2 separate regions of the Homo sapiens genome follow, and region 1 is linked to region 2. Evidence: read pairs that join two places in POLR2A ChIA-PET (ENCODE). Cell type or tissue: K562. All regions are shown on one strand. Links, peaks and the distances in the headings refer to the core of each region. The heading gives the core; the rest is flanking DNA.

Region 1 (2,919 bases), core at 98-2,597, 60 kb before region 2:
TGCCTCATTCATAGTAGGATCACTCATTCAACAAATGTGTTGAGAATCTACTGTGTGCCAAACAGCATGCTAGACTCTGGGTTATTTAATATTCTTAGGATTGTTTTTAGAATAAATAGAGATACATGAAAAGTAATCTGGATTATACAATGCAATGAGGTAACACCAGCTAATTGAGAATCAAGAGCCGAACTGTTTTCAAGTGACCCTGGGGGTCTGTGGCATGAACAAATAGGCCTGGGTTTTTCTTGTGCTCTGCAAACACTAACTGCAGGAACAAGCCACAGCTAGTGAGTAAGCTGAGCCCATTGGCCAGTGCTCAGGCCAGCTTTGCTGTTATCTCCTGGGGGTAGCTATTATTTTTGCCTGCCCAGCAGTTCTTCACCCCTTCTTCTGGAAACAGAGCTCTAATGTTTCTTTGGGGAACTCTCTGTCCCTCAGCCTCAGCCTATGTGGTTAGGATGGACTTAACCCGCTGACTCCATGGGTGGACAGGGAAGCCGGGTCACACCAATGAGGCACTCCATTGTCTTTTAAACATAAGGGTTATTTTAAAAGTGAGCAAATGACCCAAACCCAGATAATCAGAATCATAAGCATGCAGGAGTAGGCCCTTCCCTAAATCTGTTGTTGAAAAGCTGCTCTTTTTTCTCTTGGGATTATTAAATTGGTGGAAATTAAGGCTGGAGCTGCTCACTGTGGCTATCTGGGCCACAGTCTGAGGATATTTAGCCTAAGCACAAAGCTCACACAGAGAATAGCAGACCTGGGTGCGGGTGGGGTTGGGGAGGGGGAGAGACGGGGAGAGAGGGAGAGAAAGAGGGAGAGAGAGAGAGAGAGAGAGAGAGAGAGAGAGAGAGAGAGAGAGAGGGAGAGGGCGAGGCAGAAGAAACCATTCCACATAAAGAGGAGATACAAGTTCAATCTTGAATTTTTTATTCTATGCTGAAAAAAGGAAAATAAATAATGAGTCTATACATGGAATCAACTTAGGTTAAGCTAAACCAGAAAGAACGGGGCTTATCTGACTACGCAAGGTACAGTCCAAGCGTACGATACCAGGAAGTCTTAAAATGAGGGGGTTTCTAAGAAACCTTGCTCAGAACCACTGCCTTCACTATGTATGGATACGTGGGTCTATGCCTGTGTGTGCCTGTGCGCACACATGCACCACTGGGACACATAGGCCTGCGTGTGACTGAGAGGGACAGAGAGAAAGGGGCAAAGGAATTCCAAGGGAAAGCAGCTTCTTTTGTGAAGATGAGTTTAAATCCAGGTCCCCTGGGTTCATCACCCTATTCTCTTCAGCACTCACCCTGGAGGCCCTTTGCCTCTTTAAGAGATTAAGGAGCCAAGTGGTCTCACTGCTCTAACCTGTCCTCCCAGGGACAACATATTAACATGATTCCACTACGGAAGAGCTCTCTTTAGAAGTTTGCTGCAGGGATGACAAATTAACCCAGCAGGGTGTCCCACACATCTATCACAGTACAAATTATTAGTGTAATAGAGCTTTTAGTTGTGCATTTATCTAGTAATTATTGAACGTTACACAAACCCAAGCTGAGCAGCCATGGCTCTTTATGAGGGTGGCTCGGTGGGTGGCCTTACAGTTAATTTAGGATAGTTCCACTAGGCAGTTCACTTGCAGACAAATTAGCTAAACAGCCTTCTCCTTTAAATATTTTCCATGTCACAGTGAAACTCTTTACAATACAATAAAGGTACAGTTTTAATTACACGCTTCCTGACTTTTGTTTAGTTGTAGTTTTAAAACATTTGCTGGCACTCTTTTTTTCCTTTGGCTGGGCAGTAATAGCTGGTTCTAAGTATCTGGCTAATGAATTTAATAATTTCCTGAACTGGGACTTAAAGGACCTCTGCAAAAAAAAAAGAAAAAAGCTGCTTTTTCTTTAGTGTCCTGCAACTTCAAATCCCATCCACAACGCTGCCCATTAGGCTAGGCACTGGCACTTGAACTAACCCTGAACGAGGCTCACAAGCCCTCTTGCTTCTCTGTTCCATGCTCCTTAAAGGTGGTACTTGTTAGGTCTATGAGGCCTGCATTTGAAAATCAATTCTGGCAATTCTTCTTGGAGAAAGGCAACGTAATGTTTGCTCAAGTGACATACTCCAATAATAAATAAACACCGTGCGTCTGTTGGCAGATTATTTCAGTGCCTTGTTAGCAACAGGTACCTAATTGCTTCTCATTTTCCTGAGATGATTCAATTGCACTAAACCAGGAGAGACAAATTAGATTCAGTGGATCACCAGCATGTTCTCCAACTAAGTTAAAAGCTTTCCTAAGAGGCAAAGAAGTTTGTGGATGTGATAGGAGAAAGATGAACAAACCTAGCACTTGGGGGCCTAGGCCAGGGGAGGGGGTGCCACAATTACAGTAGTAGTGAAACGCCAGGGGACGTTCTTTCTGGAGGGACCTTAGTTTGGAGAGAAAAACTTAAAATGCCACAGGAAATATTCTACAAATAGGGGACCAAATAATTTTGAGCTCATTTCTCTTAAGGTCTATCAAGGTAGATCTTAATTAAAACCAAACATATATTAGGCTGGGCATGGTGGCACACGCCTGCCAGAATCAAGGCAATTTTACTTCTAAACTGCCTGTGTGTGTGTGTGTGTGTGTGTGTGTGTGTGTGTGTGTGTGTGTGTGTGTGTTTGATTCATAAAGAAGTGGGGTTTAACCTTGTGTTCGCATTTTGTATGTCTTAAATCCTCAGTACTTAGTTATCTAAGGGCATAACTTATTTGCTGTTGTAATCCCAGCACTTTGGAAGGTTGAAGCAGGAGGATTGCTTGAGCCAGGAGTTCGAGACCAGCCTAGGTAACACAGTGAGACCCTGTCTCTACAAAAAAATTTTAAAAATTAGCTAGGCATAGTGGCATGCGCCTGTAGTC
Region 2 (2,919 bases), core at 164-2,663:
TATTACGGTTATTATTAAAATTACAAGAAAATGTGAGATATTTATTGTGTTCAAAAGTCCTAAGAAGTTAAAAAAAAAAGATATATACAGATGCACTGTTATTTGTCTATGGCAAATAACTGCCTAATCAGCTGTGCTATAACTAGGGGAGCATATCCTCTCCAGCTTAACAAGGCAATGTAGTGTCTACTTAACCGGTTGGTACTTTAAGTACGCTTCAATACCATGGCAGCAACCTCTCTCTTCCAAGTTATGACCTGCTGCTCCTAATGTCTCATTTCTTAGGGTTCCAACTCTTCTACACTGGAATACCTCAGCATCAACCTGGGAGTCCTTGACTCCCACAATTCTAACCCCGACAGTTACCTTCCCACTGTTTCCCTGTCTAGTCTCATGCTATAGATCTCTTCAAGTTCCTTTGGGCCAGTCTAAGAGTACGGATACTGGCATTATAGAGACTTAGCTTAACGATTTATCCGCTATTTGAATTTTTTGTTGGTTTGTTTTTTGAGATGGAGTCTCACTCTGTCGCCCAGGCTGGAGTGTGGTAGTGTGATCTCAGCTCACTGCAACCTCCACCCTCCGGGTTCGAGCAATTGTCCTGCCTCAGCCTCCTGAGTAGCTGGGGCCATAGGCGTGCACCACCATGCCCAGCTAATCTTTTTGTATTTTTAGTCGAGACGGGGTTTCACCATGTTGGCCAGGCTGGTCTCAAACTCCTGACCTCAAGTGATCCACCTGCCTCGGCCTCTCAAAGTGCTGGGATTACAAGCGTGAGCCACCGTGCCTGGCCTCACTGTTTGACTTTGGATAAATAACTTATATAGACCCTCAATTTAACTCATCTTTAAAAATGGGGTAATTTCTTGTCTGAAAAGCTTATTGCAAGGATTAACTTATGTACCTTACACTAAGGCCTACGACAGTGCCTGGCAGACAGTAAATGAACAGTAGTCATTAGATTCTCCCCTGTTCCCACACTGTGTATCACATTCTGTGCTCTCAAGACTCTCCTAGCCTATGAGTGGCTAAAATAAGAACAGACAAAATCCAGGATTTTGGGACCAGGATGGCTTGACTTGTTTGACCTGACGTCATGCCCTGAGATGGACTGGCTTACTCAGTCAATCTTGCAAGCCTGTAACACAGTGAATGGGGGGTATGAACCTGAAATGAAAATGTTTCTTTTTACTCCAGCTCATTCCACAAAGGGCTGATGCTGCTCAAAACCAATTTTAACCATGTAAATTTTACCTACAAGTGGTATTTTGAAGTAGTTGGAGGAGTAAAACAAAATAAAATTTTAATATTTGGTATTTATTTTTCCTTCTTCTTACTGGGACCTGGAACATCATAATCATTGTATTTGTGCTTTTAAATAAGAAAAAACAGATTCCTAAGGGAAGGCAACTGTGTATGTGTGTGTGTGTGTGTGTGTGTATGTGTGTGTGTGTGTGTGTGCGTGCATGCTAGATTATGTCATAACAAAACTACAATCAATTGAATGGGCCTTTGATCAATGGAGCAAGATGGTGACAGGTACTCTTCATTCACTGTTAGTGATTATTGACAAACTGGTAATGATCATCCCAGACTGTGTCACTCATACTGAGGGCATTAGCATTTTTTAAAGGTCAAAAACAAATTCTTTTAAAATGCAGAATTTCTTAGAAATCAGGGAAGCCTCAGAATATATGAGACCCTCAGGATTTTGGTCTTTCTTTTATGCCTCACATCAAAATAATATTTAATTTTTCCTGATTTAAATTCTTGGTTGTCAAACAAACTGTGTGTCAAAATTCTTCCAATGGGTGAATGAAAAGGAGATTCTGAAAGCTTTTTTTGGTCTCTAGGAGTCCTAGGCAGAAAGTAAGCACAAACCAAGGCAAATCTGTACCAAATCAAAGCAAAATTATACTTACTCTGTGACACTCTTACTAGCTCAGTGACACTAAAAACACCTGATGTGACAAAACTGTCCTGGAAGCCCAAATGTCCTGGGGAAACAAAAACAAAAGAAAACAAAGTGTCATAAATACAAGACATTTGACAACAGAGCTTTAAATATTAGTTTCATTATGATTAACACATGTGGTGCCTAATCTCATTCTCTGCTCTCCTTGGGGTTTATGTGGGAGGGCACAGTCATTTAGCTAAGCAGATAGATTTTTGGTTTGAATTTCAAGGTTGTGCAAAGCTATGGTACAACAACTAGCTGATTTTTGAAATGGTTAAAAAAAATTCAACCGGAAATATGAAACAAAAGACAATTTACAATAAATAGTTACCTTGGGTGACCTCTAAGACCTTAACAATTGGGATAAAAACAGCATATCTAAGAATCACTAGGAGAGCTGCATTCCATCATAGTTTTTTAAACATTATTCTCTAAAGAAACATTTGATTGGAATTAGTTATCTATTCATTTAACTCAAACAAGATTTAAAGGTGTTCTTTTCTAGAGGCACCACAGGGTGAATTTTTAAAAAGTCAAAATAGAAAAAGCAAGCCCCAACTCACAAAACAGGAAAACAAATTCTTTTGAGCACAAATAAAAATTCAGATTATTTATACACCCCAAATTTTTTTTTGTGTCTGTTGATTTTTTTGAGAAAAGATAATAAATCAATGGTTCAAAAAGTGATTAATCTTCGAACTTTGTTTCTGCTTCATTTTTGCTGGATGCAATTAATTCCCTTTAAGACACCTGGTATTATGTCGATCACCAACTACTCATTTAATTTTATGATGCATTCAGAAACATAGAACTTATAAATGACAAGGAACACATAATCTATGGTATGTAGTTTCCCACTCTACCTCTAAAATTTTCTGATTCTATGACTCTCACACAGGTAGAGTCTAGTTGAGAGATCACTCCAAGGTCAGCTTAGTCTTTCCCTGCTTTAAAATCTGGGT

The links. Peaks named below come from ENCODE experiments on the same cell type or tissue, not always from the same donor. Only the 100,000 strongest peaks of a DNase experiment are listed, where the experiment ranks them.
Region 1: POLR2A ChIA-PET joins it to region 2 with 5 read pairs; 3 of 35 experiments call an interaction of 5 or more read pairs at or near these places.

Annotation. Positions count from the first base shown.
Region 1 is chr1:61,391,196-61,394,114 of GRCh38, reverse strand. All of the region lies in intron 7 of NFIA (nuclear factor I A), which reads right to left. Among named protein-coding and RNA genes, the nearest start is that of NFIA-AS1, 140 kb to the right of the region's middle. In K562, for the core only: no CTCF peak of the experiment used is centred there; a DNase peak (open chromatin) is centred at 1,094.
Region 2 is chr1:61,331,590-61,334,508 of GRCh38, reverse strand. It overlaps NFIA (nuclear factor I A), which reads right to left. Exons shown (of 11, transcript NM_001134673.4): 4 at 1,923-1,997. Among named protein-coding and RNA genes, the nearest start is that of NFIA-AS1, 80 kb to the right of the region's middle. In K562, for the core only: no CTCF peak of the experiment used is centred there; no DNase peak of the experiment used is centred there.